Linked DNA regions of Homo sapiens: region 1 is linked to region 2. A link is an interaction called in ENCODE POLR2A ChIA-PET data of the cell type or tissue named here. Cell type or tissue: PC-3. All regions are shown on one strand. Links, peaks and the distances in the headings refer to the core of each region. The heading gives the core; the rest is flanking DNA.

Evidence for each region. Peaks named below come from ENCODE experiments on the same cell type or tissue, not always from the same donor. Only the 100,000 strongest peaks of a DNase experiment are listed, where the experiment ranks them.
Region 1: POLR2A ChIA-PET joins it to region 2 with 10 read pairs; 6 of 35 experiments call an interaction of 5 or more read pairs at or near these places.

The regions. Positions count from the first base shown.
Region 1 is chr1:201,377,508-201,387,255 of GRCh38, forward strand. LAD1 (ladinin 1) reads right to left here. Exons shown (of 10, transcript NM_005558.4): 3 at 8,828-9,671; 4 at 8,194-8,298; 5 at 7,285-7,328; 6 at 5,810-5,882; 7 at 5,567-5,704; 8 at 5,146-5,232; 9 at 4,745-4,819; 10 at 3,326-4,386. The coding sequence ends at 4,381. It overlaps TNNT2 (troponin T2, cardiac type), which reads right to left and starts at 173. Exons shown (of 17, transcript NM_001276345.2): 1 at 116-173. RefSeq lists enhancers at 1-141, 142-679, 2,016-2,779. In PC-3, for the core only: a CTCF peak has its summit at 7,978 (motif pointing right); a DNase peak (open chromatin) is centred at 7,994; H3K4me3 peaks cover 574 bases; H3K27ac peaks cover 913 bases.
Region 2 is chr1:201,304,172-201,315,370 of GRCh38, forward strand. It overlaps PKP1 (plakophilin 1), which reads left to right. Exons shown (of 14, transcript NM_001005337.3): 3 at 8,995-9,389. Among named protein-coding and RNA genes, the nearest start is that of PKP1, 26 kb to the left of the region's middle. In PC-3, for the core only: a CTCF peak has its summit at 5,514; a DNase peak (open chromatin) is centred at 6,940; H3K4me3 peaks cover 322 bases; H3K27ac peaks cover 2,500 bases.

The sequences.
Region 1 (9,748 bases), core at 6,834-9,333, 75 kb after region 2:
ATGGACTTCTGCGGACACAGGCAGACTCTGGGTAAATATGCCAGGGCCCAAGACCCTCACATCTCCCCGTCCATTCTCTGCTCTCCTCTTCCCCAGAGCCCTGCCCGAGCCTTACCTCAGAACAGCAGCTGCCGACAGATCCTGGAGGCGTCTGCTCAGTCTCAGCGGGGACTGGGTGAGGCAGAGGATGGAGAGGGCTTTAAGCAGGCATGTGGGCTGGGGCCTGGTGAGCCAGCCCTGCGGAGGGAGGAATGTGCGACAGGGGACGGGTGGGGCAGGGGGATGGCGGTGGGGGTGGGGGGTGTTGGCTGCTATTTTGGCAGGTGCCAGGGACAAGGCTACAGGAACATGTACCCCACGCCATATAAGCCCATGTGGTCCTCCAGCTGCTCAGATAAGCTATTTAAAACCAGAGCAGATATGCAGGGAACAGTCATGCAACATAAACCAGCTGTCCCTCTTGAGAATCCTGATAAAGCAGAGGCCAGCAACCCAGGCCTGGGAGGGCCAGCTGGGAGCAGGGTTGGGGGGCAGAAGGCAACCTCCAAGACACTCCATAAGTCTCAGCACCAGAATCTTGGAAGGCAGAGGGCAAGAGTTATGTGCTGCTCCACTTGAACTGATGCTGGGGGTAAAGACATCTTCCAGGCTACTGGCTCCTAATGGACTGAGCAGCCTTAGGCAGGTTGCCGGCTCTGCCAGCCCCAGTGAGGACATCTGCAAGGTGGGTCTTCTCCATGACCCCCAAAGCCATGTGGCACACCCTCCTCACAGGGAATGGACTGAAACTGCTACAGGAGGCCAGATACAAGGTAGAACTTCCAGTCAAGAACCTTGAACAGGCGCTCGTTGTGTGAGAGGGGTGATGCGGACTGTCAAAGGTCATCCCCTAACGGCTTTAAAATCAAGCAGTGCGGGGCTATGATCTGCTAAACCTACTAGATTGCAGATGCATAGGTCAGGCCTAGGGGTCTTGCTTGCTTGCCTGTGTCTGACCATGCACATGCACTTGTATGTTCAAGGCTGGCCCATTGCAGGGTTTGGTAGATTATGAAAATGAAAGAGACAGGAGGAAAGCAAGCCAGTAAGCAGCTGAGCTGACTCTCCCCTCCATCTCTTTCTCCGAATCTTCACAGCCTAGGTCCTGCTTGGCTCTGAAGCAGGAATGGTCCTCCTCTGGAGCAGGCCCTCCCCTCCTCCATGACCCCCCCTGGCACTTAAAGATCTTGCCCATTCATGATCCACACTCCTCTGTTTCTCCGTGGGCAAAGAAAGCAATCTCGCTATTCTCTGCCCCCTTCTCCCATCACCCAATCATGTGTCCCGCCTTCCCAGTCCTCAAACTCTTCTCTCAATCCCTCTGCCTTGGGAGCTACTATGCTGCCTCCACCACTAATGTCCTTGAAAGGGTCCTCTGCGCAGGGGACTGCCATTTGCTCCACACCCATGCTGCTGTCAGACTCTTGTCCCATCACTCAGCTGACTCCATCCCCTCCATAGTTCCCTGTGGCCTCTGAGTCCAGTGGCCTTGATTGCCCTGCCACGTGGGCCTCCACACTGCCAGCACATCTGTGGCAGGGCAAGCTGAAGCCAACCGCCCGCTGGCCAGCATTGTGGGACTGAGGACCACCACAGGGAAGCAGGGGCACTTTGTAGAGAGACAGGCAGATGGAGGGGACAGATTCCCGAGGGATAGTGAGGAAGGAGTCAGGCTGTCAAGAAAGTGGGGGGAGCCCCATCATCTCTCTCTCCCATTCTAGCCCACGAAGCAGGGCCCAGCCTTGCCTTGGGTCCTGGCCTGGAGTAACGTAGAATTCGGAATTACTTTTCCCAAACCCTTTTTTAACTTGAGGGTGGGTTACTGTTCCTTGTAAGCCCAATAACCTTTCAAACAGACCACGGTTTATTTGCATGGATGCCTAGAAGAGGGATCTGGGCACCTAGGTCACTACTGAGCCCCATGGGAAAAGCCCAGTAGATCCTTGGTGTCACAGGCCACACGTGTATGGCTTCGAATTGTTCTAAGGCAGGAGCTTCGTTCAGAGCGCTGTGAGACAGCCTCTCAGATAAGGAAATCCAGCCCCCATGCAGCAGCCACTCCTGGGCATAGTAGGGTTACTCTTAGCCCATTTTTTTTTTATATCCCTGTCCTTTCAAAGGGATGTAAAGAGAAAACAAAGCCAGAGTGGAATGGGAGGCTTATGCTGAAACAGTGCATGTAAATTTGAGGATCCACAATAGGACGGGCCACTTGTGGGGCACAGGGCCCCTGTGGCAAGACAGCAGGAGGGTGCAGCCCGGAGTGGTGTGTGGGAGCCCTGTTCTGTCTCCAGAAGGTGCCCAATGTCACCCATCCAGAGGCCTCCCCACCCGCCTGGACACCCAGTCGCTACCACTCATCTATCCCCAGCTGAGGTCATCTTGGGCACACCCTGGTCTCCTTGTTTACTGGCTGCGTCCCCAGTAGGAACGAGGGCAGGGCCCTCACGTGCTGGATTCACAGGGGAGGGGGCTGTGCTGTAGCACCCCGACATTTCCCCTAGCAGTCAGCCCTCACTGGGCACCCCAGGGGAGGGGGGTGCAGGCATGAAGGGCCCTGCTGAGGCTGCAGCTGCAGGAACAGGCCCCTCAGTGTCTTCCTAGGCTCTTACTCCACGGTCAGGCCCTGCCAGGTGAAGGCCTCCAGGAGCCTCTCCTCTGTGTGGGGACAGTTTTGTTTACTGGAAAAGTTCACCTATCATGGCATGAACATATGAAAGTTCTCTGAGGTCATCTGCTTGAAGTTCAGAGAAGGAAAATGGCTCAGGGTCACACCTGAGGTCTGGGCAGAGCCAGAGCTGTTTAGATGTCCCGAGGCTTAGGCAGGACTCAATCCGTTCCTCGGCCCTGCCCCAGCCTTGTCCTCCAACTCTCGGCTATGAAGTTGGAACACTCACAAAGCCCCAGCACTAGCAGTGGGTGGGAGGTGCTCGGGGCAGGGACCCCAGGTCCCGATATCCCTCACTCAGGCACAGGAGACTCACTGACCAGAGGTGGGTCAGCCTGGGGCACTGGGACCTGAGCACGGATGGCACTTTGAGGGCCTGTCCCCTGGGGCACAGATCTGAGGAGCCCTCACCCAGAGTCACAGAGTAGGGCTAGGGCTCATCCCCCACACACTTGGGGAACTGGACTGGTGATACCCCCTTAGGAGCCGTGTTAAGGGTCGTGTTCCAAAAAGACCTGGAGCTTCCCCAGGCATGCAAAGGGGGAATGGGCAGGGGGCTCTGCACCTGGCCACATCCCCAGCTGATTCTGGGTAAAACTAGGGCAGTCAATCAAGATGGAGAGTTCTAATGATTTAAATTTTTGAAAAGTTGTAAACCACAGCTTTAAGGGGTTAACAGGGCACCAGGCTGATGTTCCTAGCTTGGTTGGTTCTAGATTCTCTGATGGTTCACCATGCTCCAAGCTCATAGGAGCCATGAGGTCCAGAGCATGGGGGTGGGGGTTGGAGGGGGCTTGTGGGGAAGGAGGGTAGGCCTGGCCCTGTATGTGGCAGTTCCCAGTCACCAAGCTAGGACTGCTGAGTGGCAAGCCACCACCTTAATGTGAGAAGAGGGGGGATGAGGAAAATGATGATCCTCCTCACACACTTCAGGTGACCTCTGCTAGAAAGCAAGGCCTCCAGAGAGGAATTCGCTTCTAAGGTCTCATCAGTCTCTTACACCTGAGAGTAAATGAGTTTATCAGATCCTTCCTGAGAACAGGTTTTTCAGAGAAAGGGTAAGTGGTTGCACACAAAAAGGCACTTAGCTCCTGGCCATGGCAGCCGGCCAGGGAAGGGAGGGGAGAACCAAGCAGGGAGACGGGGCACAGGGAAGACGCACGGCAGCTCCTTCTCCCCTGGCCAGAGCGGGCCTCAGTGGCTGGGAGCAGGCCCCAGGGACAAAGATGGGTGGGTCCAGGCCTCAGAGAAGGGGGACATCATAGACAAAGAGGCACTTGCTGGGAGCCGATGAGACAGGTGACTCTGGAGTTCTTGAGGGGCGCCGTGCCCTGACTGTGGATGTGAGCAGGAAGGAGCAGAGGTCTCTGGGCAGGACATAGGCCCCATAGTGCTGATGTGCACTTGTGCTGTGACCTGGGCAGAGACTGGGTCCCAGCATCTGTTGTGCCTGCCGCAGGGTGAGAAAGTCCCAGCCCCAAGAGGCTGGGCTGGGAAGGAGCTGGCTGAGTCTTGCAAATATTCCTGACCCCAGGGACCCTGGCCAAACAGATCCACAGGCAAAAAGGGAACAGGGACAATGAGAGGAAAGGGTGCTGCTGTGAGAGGCAGGGGCCTGGCATGAGGGAGGTCCCTTGAGACGAAGACTTGCAGGTCTGTCTTGGCGGGGCTTGTCACACCTGTGGGGCAAAGAGCTGTTAGCACAAGTCAATGGGGTGTCAGGGATGGAAGGGGAAGGGGGCCACTGGATAGGAAGGCATCCCTTTGCCCAAGCCCCACACCCACAAGGAGTCAGAGCCCTGTAATCTGCCAGCTGAAGAGGGAGGGGCTCTGCAGAGCTGCAGGCAGCACAACCAGGTGAGGGCTCAACCTTGTTCTCACGGTTGGCTCAGACCAATCTGCATGAGCAGGGATGGGGGCGTTCTGGGTGGACTGCGCGATTGCAGGCCAATTAGTGTGTGCACACGGGGACGATGGGGTCTCCCACAGTACACCGTGGCCCTCCGCCGTAGGGCCAGGCTCCTCCCCACCATTCACCTCAGCGTCCAGCGAGGAGTCAGATTTCTGTCCCCACTGAGTCCTCTCGGTTGCAGATGATGCTTTCTGTGCCTCCTGATTGAGGGTATCAGGGTGGAGACCAGAGACTAAGACCAGGCTCCAAAGGGCTCGGGATACCCCAGGCCCAGCTCCCAGCCCAGGATGTCCTTTCTCTTCCCAAAAGAGAAAAGGAACCCAGACCCACCCCTCCTCTCTGCCAGAGTCTGACCCACACACCCATCTATTCCCGACTGCCTCCACTCCTGAAATGACTCCTCCTCTCCCGAAATGACTCCTCCTCTCCCGAAATGACTCCTCCTCTCCCGACTGTCCCTCCTCTGTCCCCAGTCATCCCACCACAAAGGCTCCACAGTAAGAGACATCAGGGAGGGTGAGGATACCTGGGGGTCCTGATCTCCAGATTCCTGGGTCCTGCTGATCCACAGGTTGAGCCTTGATGTCACAACCCCTGAGAGCCTCAAGTTCTCCTAAAAAGAGAACTTTCCATCTCAGGGTTTAGGGCCCTTGGCAGCAGCGAGGCATGTTCAGAGGCCCTGGAATGGGATAGGACTCTCCCTCACTCCCCTATGCATCCAGCACATGCCACATATACCTGGGACAGCCCCCTCCCCTTCCCCCAGGGAGCTGTGTGCCCAGCTAAGGAGATGGGCTCAGGAACGTGAATGGGAACTCAAATGGAGGTTCTGCCAACATTAATTGACACATGAAAACAGTTTTCTAGCATTGCCACAGCCAAGATTTGGGTTTTGGAGACGTCAGGGCTAATCACCCTAAGGACCCTGTGGGGCCTGAGCCCCTCACCTTCCGGCTGGAGGCTGGTTCTGCTCGGCTCTGGCCCGCCAGTTCCTTCTCAAAGAGGTGGCGCTTGCTGGCTACACCCACAGGAGCCACGAATAACTCAGTGCAAGGCAGACCCCGAGACTTGACAGATTCTGATCTCTGGGAACCAAGAACACCAACAGCTGACCCATGCTGGGGAGGGGAAAGGGCCATGCCCACTACTCATCCTGCACCCTCCGCCCCTCAGGAGAAGCCCCCACCCACCCGTATGGCCGTGTGGTATCTCTCCAGCTTCTCTCCCAACTTCACTGTGTTGTCTGGGAGCTTCATGCTGGCACTGCAGGATGGAAGATGGAACAGGCGAGCCAAGTGAGACACCCAGGGAGACCAGGCCTGCCCCCAGGGCCTGAGGAGCAGCCCCATCACACGTTCTCATTGTGGCCAAGAGAATGTGGCCCTCCATCACACAGCAGGCTGTGTTGACTTGGCCAACATGAGGAACTTACAGACGCCAGGGATTTCCCTCCACTTCCAAGAAACGTCCCATTCAATAGGACATCCCTTCTCCCCCATACCTTGTCATTTCCACTGCAAAACACCTCCCAAAGCAGGTCCTTCCTTTCCGTCTTCCCCATCACAGCAATCGCCACTTACCTGCTCTCCCAGCCTGCCACCGTGAGCTCTCCACATGGCTGCTCCTACCTCAAATCTGATCCTGTCCTTCCAGCTCAGACCCCATAGGCCTTGGCACAGCATACAAGGCTCTAGTGATCTGGGCCCTCCCCTTCCCTCCCCCACAGTATGCCTGTGTGCCAGCCAGCTGGACACCATGCTCTTCACTCTGCCTTTTTCACATGCTGTTCCCTCTATTTAAAATGCTATTCCTCCAGTTTTACATGAGCAAACTTCCTGCTAGTTCATGGAAAATCAATTGCTCCATGACACCTTCCCCAGCTCTCACAGGCTGAGCAGGTGCAGCTACTCCTGAGCTCCTAGCCCTGGGTTCATATTCCTGTGTCCCTGTCCCTCCCTGGTTGGCCAGTATGTAATGTTCTCATGTTTGAGAGAGCTGCTATAGGTTTGCTGGGTGGGTGTGAGTTGCTTGAGGACAGCAGCTGTGTCATTTGTCTTTGTACTCCTCCTCCTCCACCCCCACCCCAGCCCCCAGGCCTAGCCTAGTGTAGTAGGCTCCAGTAAATGTTCATGGGGCAGATGAATACAGCATGAGTGGATGACATTCCTAATACATAAGCACATCTGCTTCTCAGATCCTATTTCAGTTTTGCTTTTTTTTCAAAGCATAGTCCTCAGGCTTCTTGCATCAACACCAGCGAGCCCAGGAATCCTTGTTAAACCTGCAGACCCACAGCCCCCCAACCAGGCCTGCTGGAGCAGGGGCTTCCCCTCCCTTACACTGTTCGTGGTCTCCCTCCCAGAAAGCCCCCTTTCCCTGTCCTAACCTCAAGGCTAAACCCTCATCCCCCTTTGGGGCCCCACCCAAGCCCTGCCTCCTCTGAGCAGCTCTCCCTGATCCTTCCCCATCCTTGTTCCATCTTATCCCGCCTGAGTTCATCCTGTTAATCCCATCCCCCTGCCAGATCTGGAGCCCTGGGCAAGGACTGCACCTTCCCCTCATGTGCCCTACCGCACAGCCTGGCACAAGGAGGGCGGGTGCAGGTACTCAGAAAATAGCCTGAACATGGCCAAATAGAAAGAACCAGAGCCTCCAGGCCCCCCACCTGCGAGTTAGGGTTGTTTCCGAGTTTTCTTTCTTGGGTTTCATCTGAAATGAGAAGGAAAGGCATTGTTGTGTGGGAGTCCCCGGGAAATCGGTGGCCCCCTCGAGTGAGGAGCCCAGCTCTCAAGACATGTCCTCCTCCTCTTCAGACCTCCCACCCCTTCTACCAGGGGTCAACCCCACCAAAGAAATATGTGGACAAGCCTTCGTTAAAGATCCTTGTTTGTATCTGGAAGACACAGGTTCCCACCCACTAATATGGGTCAGAAGACTTTCTTCAGACTTCCTTCGCAGGGCACCTGTAACCACCTGTTTCCTATCTGCCTCCCACTGCCCATGAGCTCTGTGGGGGCACCAGTCGCTATTGGGCCACCTCTCCAGGGCCTGGCACACATTAGAGGCATGATACCCAATGATTGAGTGAATGACCCAGTGAACAGAAGAACCAAGAATAAACACCAGGACAAAGCAAGACGAGATTTCCCCAATCCACATAGTTTGTACTATTGGGAGAGTGGCAGGGCAGGGAGCAGTAGGAGAGCCTTGCTGCTCTCTGTTCCTCCCCTCCCCTCCTAGACAAGTCTCCTAGGTGAGGCCAGGAACTGATGAAGGCAGGTGTGGACCTCCCTGCAGCCCAGGGCCAGCCCTGCCTGTCCGGTCTTCATGCAGCCCTGGCCTTGCCCACTAGGTGGGGCTGCTCATGCTTACTGGCACCTACCCCCCAGGTTACTAACCTGTTCTCCTCTGCTGAATACAACCTTGTTTGTTCAGGGCCACCCATGGGAATCCAAAGCTCCTCTCTATCCAGGGGACCTTCCTACCTAACCTACGGCTCCTATGTTGTAATGGATGCGGGCTTCCTCCACTTGCCCTCCAGTGGCTCGCAGACCAGGGTGCCCAGGGCTCTCACCCGAAAGGAGATGGTCCTGGGGCTGGAGCGTTTGAGGGAGCTGCTGTAGGTTCGCTGTGTGGGTGAGGACATATCTGCCTCTTCCTCCTTGCTGGGGATTTTCACCTGGATGGAGCAGGGGGAGTGTCACATAAGAGGTCTAGGGCCCATCAAGCCGGGGCAGCCATAAACCCCATGGCTCACCCCAGGAGCTGCAGGAAGAGGGGAGAATGAGACAGCCCTGTGCCTTCTCTCCTGCCTCCTTCATCTGCTGTGGGAGTGGCTCACAGACAAAGTCCCTTGGGGCCAGGGCACCAGGCAGAGCTTTCCAGGGGAGCTTCTAGAAGGATCTGAGGCTCCCCACTAGTCTGCCGGGGTCCTGGAGCCCAGGCCCTGGATGAGGATATGGTGGGGGGCACCAGATGCTCCCTGCCCCACAGCTGGTGCCCCTTTAAGCTCCAGCAGCCTGCCCCATCTCAGCCTCCCTGCTCTGACCATGGCTAGAAGCAGGCAGGGAAAGAAGAGACTTCCAAGGCCAGCCTGCAGGTAGGAGGATGGAGGCAGCCAGGGAACCAGGGACTACCTGGGTGGGACTGGCCGGCAGTGCCAGCCAGGTGGCAGAGTAGAAGGGTGGGAGGGACGGGACACTGCCAACCTGGAGTGTGACGGGTGGGAGGCGGGAGGCCACAGTCGGAGGGTCTGAAGCCCCCTGCTTTGCCAAAGAGGGCAGGTTCTTCCCAGGGAGGGCCCTTCCTCTCTGCTCCTTGGTGGTGGCTGGGCTTCCCCCAGAGGCTGGCGGCTCCTGCGCCAGGGGCTGCTCTGAGGCTGTGGCCCTCTTTGGGGCCGGCTTAGCATCTGCAGTTGGGCTCTTCTCTGAGGCCAGTGCCTTCTCAAAGATGGAAGCTTTCTCAGACACCAGCCTCCTTCCTGAGCCCAGTGCCATCCCTGGGGCCAGCGACTTCTCAGAGACACTGGTTTTTTCTAGAACAGACTTCTTCTCTGAGCTGTTTCTTTTCTCTGACACTGCTATCTTCTCTGATAGAGATGTCTTCTCTGAGGCCAGCACCTTCTCAGAGATGGAGGTTTTATCGGAGACCAGGCTCTTTTCAGGTGCCGTCTTCTTTGGCATGGAGGACTTCTCCAAGACTGGGGACTTTTCTGGAACCCCTTTCTTCCTCTCTTCTGGCTCCCTGCCCACCAAGCTCTCCTCCTCCAGGGCCCAGGGGCCCCGCTGTTCCCGACTCAGTCTCCGGCGAGGTGGGATTTCCAGTTCCTTCTTGGAGACTAGGGGTTTCTGTGTGGCCTGCACAGGGCTCAAGCTGTTCCTCCCCTCCTCTGCCTCCAGCCTCTCCTGGATGGGGGCCTGTGCAGCCTCCACCACCTGCCGCCTCTGCCTCCGCTCCTGCCGTGTTCTGAGGATGCTCTGGATGTCCTCGTCCTCATCTTTGGAGGCTGGGGGCAGTGGCTTGGGCACCTCTGCTTCTTCCACGCTCGGTAGTCTGAATCAGAAGATGGGAGACAGAATCAGAGGATAGAGGTGGAAGATACCCTAAGTATACCTAACCCAATGGAGATG
Region 2 (11,199 bases), core at 5,482-7,981:
GAGTTGGGGTGCTCACGGGTAGCCAGGGACCCATTCCTCCCTCCTCCTCCTTCCTGGCCACGCCAGAAGCTCAGCAAGACTGAACTAATTCCAGAAGATCCAGGGCTCAGCTTCAGGTACCAGCTTTAACACTAGTCCCTGTTTTCTCAGCCCCAGTTGTGTGTGCTCAGTGGTGCGTTTAGAGTACCACTAAGGGTGGCTGGAGAGGAACCAAACAGTCACATTCCCATCACTCACTGCACCTTCATTCTCATGGTCCTGGCCAGGACAGAACAGTTATCATGACCACAAGGTCTCCTTGCCCACAGGCCTGGCATCCCTTGGGACAGATGGTCTTCCAGCCCAGGTCTTTGGGCATTAGAATTGTGACACATAGCTAAGCAACTACACACTTCTTAAATGTCTTCAAGAACCTCCCACAGTTGGCTCAAAGAAGAAGGGCTGGCACCTCCTGTGTCTAGAACCACTGGGGATGGGGTCTTCCAGGAGTCGGGGCCAGCAACTGGCCAGAGATGCTAGAGTTTCTGTAGAGGGCCCCCTAGCTATAGAGACTCTTTGCCCTGTAGGCTTTGTTTGTGTCACCAGACTCTGGTAGCAGAGTGGCTGGAAGAAAATCACTGTAAGAGACACCAAAGACCTGAGTCCTGGCTTAGGGTCTGCCCCATCTTAGCTGCGTGGCCTTGGACCAGCCTAAAGTTCTCTGAGCTTAATATGCTCACAAACAGAACAAAGCTGCTGCTCTCTGCCCTGCCACCTCATTGGCCAGCTGGGAGATAATCACAAGGTGATGAACGGGGAAGCCCTCTGCACACTGGGAAGTGCCACACCAGTGATGGTGTTCAGGATATGCTCAAGCAACTTCCAAAGACCTTCCCTACCTGAGTCCACTTTGGGCATGGGATGTGTGTCCCACGTGGGCAGGTGGGGAGTGCATATAGAAGTGTGTGTCCGTGTGTGTGAGCATGCATGCACGCATGCTTCTCTTCCAAAGGTGAGATCTCTTACCCAAGCACTGAAGGTCCCAGTCAAGTGTCTCTCCCTTCATGTAAAATTCTTGACTAACAGGCCAGGCACAGTGGCTCACACCTGTAATCCCAGCACTCTGGGAGGCTGAGGCAAGAGGATAACTTGAGGCCAGAAGTTTGAGACCAGCCTGGGCAACATAGGGGGACCCTGTCTCATAAAACAGTTAAAAATCAGCTGGGCATGGTGGTGTGCACCTGTGGTCCCATCTGCTTGAGAGGCTGAGGTGGAAGGATTGTTTCAGCCCAGGAGGTCAAGGCTGCAGTGAGCCATGATGGCAGCACTCCACTCCAGCCTGGGCTACAGATCTGTCTTAAACAAGCAAACAAACAAAAACTGTAACCAGCAGGAGTGGTTTCTTTCCACTGTTGGGTCTCCAGGGACCTCTTTTCTGGGCCAGGTAAGCACCTGCCCTTCAGGATGCTGCCACCTCCCAGCCTTTGGCCCTCCTCTTCCCAGGGCTGGGAAGCACCTCCTGTTCCAGTGCATGGGGTGGCTCTGGGGCCAGCCAGCCTCTCCCTCCAACTTCCCAGTATAGGGTGGGGGGCATCTGGCCCAGTGGGATCTTCCTGACCCTCAAGGGTGCTCTTCTGAGGTGCTGGCTCGTCATCCAGGACTCCAGGAGTTATTTCATATCAGAACGGCCCCCTCAGCTTTCCCTCTTCATGATGAACCATCACTGGGACAATTGAACCAGCCTCTGGGTTTGAAAGCCAGGAGCTATGACCTCAGAACATGGAGCTCCTGGAGGGCAGAATGACCATGCCTTCCACTTCTCTGGGGCCATGGAAGGGAGATGGCTGAGGGCCAGTGGTCCTCCACCACTCGGGCTGTGAGAGCTGCGTCTGAAGTGGCAAACGCCTGCCAGGGATTTCCCTTCCAAAAGGAAACAGACAGGTCTGTGTATGAAACCTTAGGTTCTTGTTTCCAAACCCATCCTAGCAGTGTTCAGAGCTGAGAAAAACCTATTTCTCAGGTGTAGAGGGGGAAAGGTAAAACAGAAACATTTCGGAAAACCTGTTTTTTCCACAGTGCAGTAAATAGGCAAGGAGCAGGAAGTGGAGACAGAGCTGATGCAGGAGCTGGCATAGTTGCGTGTTGATGGAGCACCAGGTGTCGGCTAGGCGCTGGGCTGCACAAGTGCGTGTTGTCCCCACACCAGGCTTAGGAACTGCCATGGACCTGACCTTTGCAGGCAGGCTTAGAGCCTGGAGCCCAAGAGGCTAAGATGCCTTCTTTATCCCAGAATTGTGGCCTCACTGGAGAAAGAAGCATCTTCCCAAAAGACCCGCAAGCTACAAAGTTTTATAGGATATTTTCTACTTAGAAAAGTTGTCCTCAGTTATCCATAGACATTTGTTAATACTGGCATGATTGAAGTATGCTCACAGTTTCTGCTTTTCAAAGCTTATAAGGGATACTGACCATTATTAACCAGATCTCTGGGGAAGTCTCTACTCTGAGGATGGGCACCAAAACTTTTACTTTTTTTTTTTTTGAGACGGAGTCTCGCTCTCTCACCCAGGCTGGAGTGCAGTGGCGCAATCTCAGCTCACTGCAAGCTCCACCTTCTGGGTTCATGCCATTCTCCTGCCTCAGCCTCCCGAGTAGCTGGGACTATAGGCGCCCACCACCGTGCCTGGCTACTTTTTGTTTTTTTTGTATTTTTAGTAGAGATGGGGTTTCATCGTGGTCTCGATCTCCTGACCTCGTGATCCGCCCGCCTCGGCCTCCCAAAGTGCTGGGATTACAGGCATGAGCCACCGCACCTGGACTACATTTTTTTAACATTTAAAAAATTCAGGTGGCAACATGTACCTGCACTGGGCATCAAGGTGTTTATGGCTTCTGCTGTGCCTTCTCTCAGTGGACACTTAGCGACTTCAGTTCAGTAGCACTTAGCAAGTACCTTCTGGAGTTCTCACCTGGGTGGGCACTGCTGGTCTCGGGGTGCTGGTGATGGCATTGTGGGTGCAGCTCCCTCTGCCTTTGAGGACCCACAGTGAGGCACACCCACCACACTTCCTCCAAGGCCAAATGGGATTGCTCTGTGTCCAGGCGTCAAGGCTTCTGAGCAATGGGGCTGCTCTGCCCAAAGCAGTGTTCCAGGAAAAGAAAGGAGGGCCAGCCCAGGGTGGAACCCCCTGCTTCTCAGAGAAGGAGCCGTGCCCAGAGAGGTCAGGAGGCAGGGATCGACACTTCCCCTGCTGAAGTCCCATCTGTTGTGACTCAGGCCTCAGTGGTTCCCATGCTGACTCAGACTGCTGAATAAGCAGGCACCCCTACCCCTTTGGGAAGATTCTCGACCGCCTGGAGCCCTGTGTGCCCCATTCTCGGCAGCCTTGCTCGGGGAGCACCTGTGCTCTCCAAACCCCTAGAGAGGGTAGAGCAGAGCCGCTAAGCCACTTGCGAGGTGCCCCTTGTGATGGGTCAGCTCTGCCCAATATCCCAGTCCTGACTGAAATCCCAGCAAGATGAACAAGGGTCACTACATGCCTACTACATGAGAGCCCCTCATCTGGGCACTGAGTGGGGAGTGGCAGGTACTAGGCAAGTCGCAAATGGAACCTGTCTTTGAAAGACTTCTAATCAAGGTTCTTTCTCCAGCAAGCCCTCACCAGGCCTGAGAGGCACGAGGACTCCATGAAACTGTGCGTGCACTCCCTTTCATGAAAAGGGCCTTGGGAGATCACGCTGCTGAAGATGGCCCTGTTGGACACTGCTGGGTGTGTGACTTGGCAAGCAGACCAGGGTGTGTCTCGCTGGAGAACCGGTTTGGCCGGCCCCACCCTGCTGGCAGAAGCTTGGTTTCAAAATGGGCTAATAGCTGGGGACACAGACACTCTTTTCATCATACCCAGCTCCCAAGGAGTCCAGCAGCTTCTGTCTGTCCAGCTAGAGTTGGATAGAATTCTCTGGGCTCAACCACCCAGCTGCTTTGCTCAGGTCAAGCGGTAAAGGGAAGCATTCTGGACATCACAGCTGGACCCCATGCCGTGCACCGGCACAGGCTGCCTCACCCTGCCTAGAACGGCCCTACCTACCGCCAGCCCACTTTACTCATGGTGCCTTCTCTCTCTTCTGTGCCCTGGAGGCCATGGGAACTGCAGTGCTGTCAGCATCCTGAATCTCCACCCCTAGCACAAATTCTCACAGTCACAGTCCACCTTTCACTGAGCTCTTGCTGTGAGCTCAGCCCTGTTTTAGGCATCTTTGCCCTGGAGAGCTCAGGGAAATGACAGAAACCTACATTAGCAACTAGAAAACAAACAAGACCAGAGGCCCCTGGCTTTAAGGGCAAATAATTCCAACTCTGGTCATTATGGAGACAGGGCTGGGTTAGAACAGGCCTTTTGGAGATGACAGGTGGAGAAGAGGCCTTAGATAAATGTAGGATTTGGGAGGCTGCAGGTGAGGAAAAGCTGTCCAGGGTGGAGGAGCATCTGAACAGAAGCAGGGAGCCTGGGATGTGGCTGAGGTCATGGGGCAGCTTAGAGGGGTGTGCTGGGGAGGGGAAGAGATGGCTGGACAGGCAGGGTGGGGCTGGGCTGGGGAGTTTGTCTTGTAAGGAGCAGACACTGTAGGTTCTCCAGCACGGCAAGAGCTGATGAAAGCTTTCCCTAAGGAAGGTGGAGTGATGGCATCGCAAGGCAGGGACCAGAGCCCTGGGGGCTGGGCAGGGGCCAGTGGGGGGCACTGGAGTGGCCTGGTGGTAAGCTGATGGGACCCGGAGTCAGAGCCTGGGCAGTAGGGGTGTAAAAGAGGGGAGTCAGTAAGGACTCTCTAATGGAAGGACAGGAGGATGCCATCTCTTTTTGAATGGTTAGTTACTGCCCTATCCGATGATTTGGGCAAGCTGGAGCTTTTCCAGCTTTGGGGGCCACTCCACACTGAATGGCTCTCTCAAGGGGCAACTGGTCATATTCAGTTCTTTGAGGCCCTGGATCTGGGGCTTGTATTGCTTCACTGAGACTGTCTCCTTGCCTATAAAGGAGGGGTTGGCCTCTGAGAGCTTCCTGACTTAATGAGGGACAGGAATAGAGGGGAGCTTTCAGTGTGGGGTTAAAACACCCCACTTCTCCAAGAAGGAAGGGGAGAAGGGGAATTACACAAGCAGGCGGCAAAGCGGGGACTGGCTGGGGGGCTCCTAGCTAAAAGCAGCTTTTCCTGGCTCACCTCGGGCTGTGGGACCCCTCAAAAGCCCCACTGGTCTCCCAAGTGAAGAAACATGTCTCTCAGAATGCTCTGGATTTCTGTCTGGCTGTCCAGTCTAGCCTGCTGTCTGGCAGAGTGACCAACTCTGCTCTCAGGAAATTGAGTTTCCAGCCTCTGGAATGTTCTGATCCATGGGATAACCAGACAAGAGGTTGTGTGTGTGTCACTGTCCTTTGTATTCAAACAGCCAGACGCTGCCAGCAGATTGCTATCTGAGTGTGGGGGTGTGGCTGGGAGAGCCGGCATTGGCGGTGAAGCTCTCCCACCTGCAGCGGGCGCACGTGCACTGCCCGTGCATCCTCTTCTGGCTGCAGCTGCTCTCTCGGGACCTGGAAGACAGTGTTTGGAAACGTGTGGGGACATTTTGCAATGACTGTGAGGCATTACTAGCATTTAGAACCTGGAGGCTGGGGCACTAAACATCCTGCCATGCTTGGGACAGCCTATACAAAGAATTGTCCTGCCTCAGGTGCCGACAGCACCCAAGTAAAGAAACACTGCACCATTCATCATAAAGCCTGGCTTCACTCGAAGTGCCCCATCTGGGCAGACCATGCTCCTCCACTTTTCTGAGACATATTTAGACCCATTCTATGTCTGTGGGGTGAGACTAGCACGGGGCTCTGATACTGGTGCATACACTTTCCTGGGCTGTCTTGGCTTCCTGGGTTCATCCTCTCTCTTATGACACCTGGTATCCCATTTAGGTATGTCACAGGTGACATAAAATCTCTCCTTTAGGAGCCAAGTCCTAAGGCAGCCAGCCTGTGCCCAATCTAAGAGTCAGAGGGATATGATGTCCCTACCGAGCAAACACTCATATCGTGGACTGTCCTGAGTGCTTTACTAACATTAGTTCACTGGATTCTCCCAACAATCCTCTATGTTGGCTACAATTATACTAGTTTTACAGATGGAAAAACTGAGGCACGTTGGGCTTAAGTAATTGCCCAAGGCCACCCATTGGGCAACGACAAGGCCAGGCAGGCTGGCTCCAGAGTCTGTGTTCTTGACCTTGGGTCTTCCTCCAGTTTGTAGATCTCAGCCCAGTGAGCTGGAGGAAGCACCTGGATTCCCAGGCAGTTGCTGCCGTTTCAGCCTTCAAGGCTGCAGGCTTCATCCAGGTCCCAGGCCAATTTGTGCAGGGAGAGCTGGTGGCAGTTCACCTCCTTGTGCCTTGGAGGGAATCCAGGCCCCCTCATGGTACTTGGGGAGGACGGGGTCTGAGAGGAGGCTTTACTCCTGCTTGTCAAAGTGACAGCAAAGGGCCATGATGATGGGAGAGAGTCATACCCAGCTGTCCTCAGGCAGCACAGCCCACCAGCACCATGACACTAGGAGCTGGGGTGGGGTTCCCAGGAATGGGTGACGCCACTAGGGTGTGGCTGATGGTGGTAGGCTGGGAAATGCAGTCCCACGGGGATGTCTCTGCCTTCCCCACCTTGCCCGCTCCCCTGCAGGTGCAGCCAATGCCCATTCCCTGTGGGCAGCCCACCCTTGCTGAGACTTGGCAAGGCTGCCAGCTGCTCCTTTTCCCAGCACAGGAAAGCAAAGCCCAAAGCCTCTGAGAGGCTCAATCAGCATGATCACATGTTTGCTGGTTTTGGGCCAGGATGAGTGTTTGGGCTTCTCATTAGGTGTCTGAGATGACGTCCAGGCGTGTCGTTTATGGAGAACAAGGGTGCTCCTTGTTGCATTTCCATTTAAGGCTTAGCTGGCTCTTTGCCCTTTGGCAATGCTGGGCTTCCCCCTCCATGTTGTCATCTGCCACCTTCCTTCCCCTGAGAGGAGAATGGAGGGTGTGGCCATTTGTAAAGGCTTTCATGGCATATTTTGCCTGTAATCTGCAGGACACGCATTCCATACCCAGATGCTCAGAAAATTGCCCAGCTGCTCTCCCCATGCCTTGTGATTGTCCATCTATGCCTCTCCCAACAACCAGACACCAATTCTCTTTGGAGTAGGTTGGTTGACCCAGTTTGGGGAAGAAAATTATGCCTGCCTGAGTGCACAGCTGGGCGTGTGGGTGAAGGGGATGAGCAGGCTATTGCCAAGGTTAACAGTCTGTGGCTTCTGAGTTTTGGATGCAACTTCTGACTGGTGGTTTGACACCCAGTCTTTCTGGGAGCTCAAACCATGGGAGTTTCCTGCTGTCTGTGACTCCCTGCAGAGATGAAAAAGGACCAAGTCGAGTGCCAGCCCCTCCCCAGCTTGTGTGGCTAGATCTGGTGCAGAAGGGAATTACCCAGTTGCCTAACGACCTCCCCTACACACACATACTCTCTCTCTCTCAGGGAGGGGCAGGGGTGGGCGGGCAGGCCCTAGGTTGCTGGGTTTGGCCCTGGCCCATCCCAGCAAAGGTGAGTCCCAAGTCAGCACCTGTGTGGAGATGTTTTTTTATCATACTCGATGTTGATCCTCTACTATGAGAACAAGTTGGAGCAGGCCAGACCCACCAGCTTGTGAGCTCCTGGGAAAGTCCTCCTCGGACAGTTCTGTTCCAGAACTGATTCGCACCAAGTCTCCAACCTCACAGGCCCCTCCCAAGGAGGCCGACTCCCCACTTGGGCTCACACAGAGCTCATGAGGCACCTCATTGTCTGTTGTATGTTTTTGTGCCGGATTGAGCCTCTGCCCAGCTTCTCCCCATTGCCAGCCTGACAACAAAGCCCAGGAGGCCCTCCCTGTACCCCACCTTGCAGCCCCAGGCCTGCCTCCATGTGTGCACGCAGGCCCCTAGCTCACAGTCCCTTGTAAAAGGGCCCAGGGAGCAGGAATATTGTCCCTCTTTGGCCTTTGAGGTGACCTGTTACCCTTTGCTTCTTGCCCTGGAAGAGGGGAGGCAAGATGAAGAGTTTAGCAGAAAAGAACAGTAGAAAACAGTCCTGGCCAGAATAGAAGTTTCTGTGTGCTGAGTATAAGGGGCCCAAGAAGGCTGGCTGTGTGAGAAGCTGCTGGTGTCTGGGAATGGCATAGGGCTTGGAGACCCAGACTCAAGTCCAGGTTTTGTCCTTTCCTCACCGAGTGACTACTAGAAGGTCACTCTTCTCTGGGCCTCCAACTCCCCCTCCTGGACTGTACCATGTGGGACCAGATCAGAGGTTGTCAAACTTTTTTGACAGCAATTCACAGTAATAAATGCGAAGGATTGTTCTGCCTCAGGTGCCGACAGCACCCACGTAAAGAAACACTGCACCATTCGTCATAAAGCCTGGCTTCACTCGAAGTGCCCCATCTGGGCAGACCATCCTCCTCCACTTTTCTGAGACATATTTAGACCCGTTCTGTGTCTGTGGGGTGAGACTAGCATGGGGCTCTGATACTGGTGCATACACCTTTCCTGGGCTGTCTTGGCTTCCTGGGTTCATCCTCCCTCTTATGACACCTGGTAGCTCCTTTAGGTATGTCACGTATGTTGCAACCCAGTACCCATACACTGTTTCACAAAACAATGTGTGACTTTACTACCTGCACTGCACTCTGATATTTTATATTCCAGGATATATTATTCTATTCCATCTTTTTAAAAATGATGGCCATAGTCTTCTAAATTGATTTTATAATCCACAATGGGTCACAGCCTGCAGTTAGAAAAGTAATATATCAGATGATGGCTCAGGTTCCTTCCACGCCAAACATTCTGGGATTCTGTAAGCGTTATTATGGGGGCTGGGGAGGGCTGTATCTCATGCCCTGCTGGATCCAGGACCCCCATTTAGGAACCTTGACTGAGCTTTTCTCCCTTTCCCTGGCCAGATCTACAATGGAACCCTCAAGCGGGAGCCTGACAACAGGCGCTTCAGCTCCTACAGCCAGATGGAGAACTGGAGCCGGCACTACCCCCGGGGCAGCTGTAACACCACCGGCGCAGGCAGCGACATCTGCTTCATGCAGAAAATCAAGGCGAGCCGCAGTGAGCCCGACCTCTACTGTGACCCACGGGGCACCCTGCGCAAGGGCACGCTGGGCAGCAAGGGCCAGAAGACCACCCAGAACCGCTACAGCTTTTACAGCACCTGCAGTGGTCAGAAGGCCATAAAGAAGTGCCCTGTGCGCCCGCCCTCTTGTGCCTCCAAGCAGGACCCTGTGTATATCCCGCCCATCTCCTGCAACAAGGACCTGTCCTTTGGCCACTCTAGGGCCAGCTCCAAGTGAGTGCTGCTGGGCTGGGTTGGGGAGCCAGGAGGGCCAGTGGGGAGACACACCCTTAGCCTGACTGCACCCTGCAAAGGGCTCCTGGGATGACAGGAGAGACATAGCTTCTGTCCCTGGGGAGTTCATTGCCCCTGGTGTAATGGACTCCCTAATGGGGAGAACCTGGCCCCATGGGCCCTTGAACTCAAGAAGTTCTTAGTGTGAAGGTGAAACAGACATTGACTGTGTAGGTTTTAAAGGTCACAGTTTATGAACAGAAAGAGGCTAATAGTTCTCAAAGTGTGTTCCTCCAACCAGCAACATCAGCATCACCCAGGAATTTGTTAGAAATGCTCATTTGGGGACCCACCCAGACCTATTGTCTCAGAAACACTGGGAGAGGGGCCCAGCAATGCATATATTAACAAGCCCTTCAGTGATTCTGATTTACACTAGAGTTTGAGAACCTCTGATCTTAGGCATGTAAATCTCTATCCATGTTCTGAAAGAGCAAAGGAATATGCCCCGGTATGGACGACGGGAATAGAATGGGTTTCAGGTTACGTTATAAGACAGGTAAATCCAAAGGACAAATAGGACAAATAGACATAAAAACTGAGGGACATGGCCTGGGTGTGGTGGCTCACGCCTGTAATCCCAGCACTTTGGGAGGCCGAGGCAGGAGCGGGTAGAGGGTGCTTGAGCTCAGGAGTTTGAGACCAGCCTGAACAACATGATGAAACCTTGTCTCTACAGAAAAATACAAAAATTAGCCAAGCATGGTGGCGGGTGCCTGTAGTCCCAGCTACTCAGAAGGCTGAGGCAAGAGAATCACTTAAGCCCGGGAGGGGGAGGTTGCAGTGAGCTGAGATAGTGTCACTGCACTCCAGCCTGGGCAACAGAGTGAGACCCTGTCTCAAACAAACAAACAAACAACAACAACAACAACAAAAACCCTGAGGGACTTCATGGGGCTTCATGATCTACTGCTACAGAACAGAGCACAACTCCTGTGCATACATGTGGAAGGCCATCACCCAGAGGAAACAAAGGAGACCAAATGGGGTGCCCCGTTAGGAGCCATAGACGCAGAGGTGTCGTGAGTGACACTGAGCCTGCCCTTCAGGGCTGGGGGCTCCCTGAACCTTTGAACTGTCCTTCATCACCACCTACTGCTCTTGTTATTTATTTATTTGGCAAATGTTTGCCGACCATCTACTACATGCCAGGCTCTTTGACAAGTGCGGGAGACACAGCCATGATAGGGACAACCCAGAGCTGTTCTGGAGCTACACAATTAACTCCTTTTCTGAGAGCCTCAGGAGCTTTGCATTCTTCATCTTTAATCCTCACACCCGCCACCAGGCAGGCATGAGTATTCCTGAGGAGAAAACAAGGCACAGAGATGTTAAGTAGTTTGTCCAAGGCCACACAGCTGGCTCTCCATCCTGTGCTCTTCCCTACTGGTACCACACTGTTCTGAAAATAAGCAGAACCCCGTTATAGAGCTAGACGTTTCCGAACTACCTGATGGCCGTAAGGCGTATTTAGGATGATCTGGAGAAGAACTAAGAAACCTCTCTGTCTTGGAGGCTGATCAGGGCAGCCTCTGGCTTCAGCTCATTGTCCCAACCAGAGGCCCTGAGTGGAGGTTCTAGGTGAGATATGGAAGGGATGAGTGTCAAGCCATTTTGGGGTGACATTTTACTGATGAATGCAGGGTGACATTCTCTCAATGCAGGCAGCAGTACTACTTACCCAGTGCCAGAGAACTCTGCACCTCGGGTGGTTTTCCTAGAAATGAAGTTGGGCTGCTATAGCTAAAAC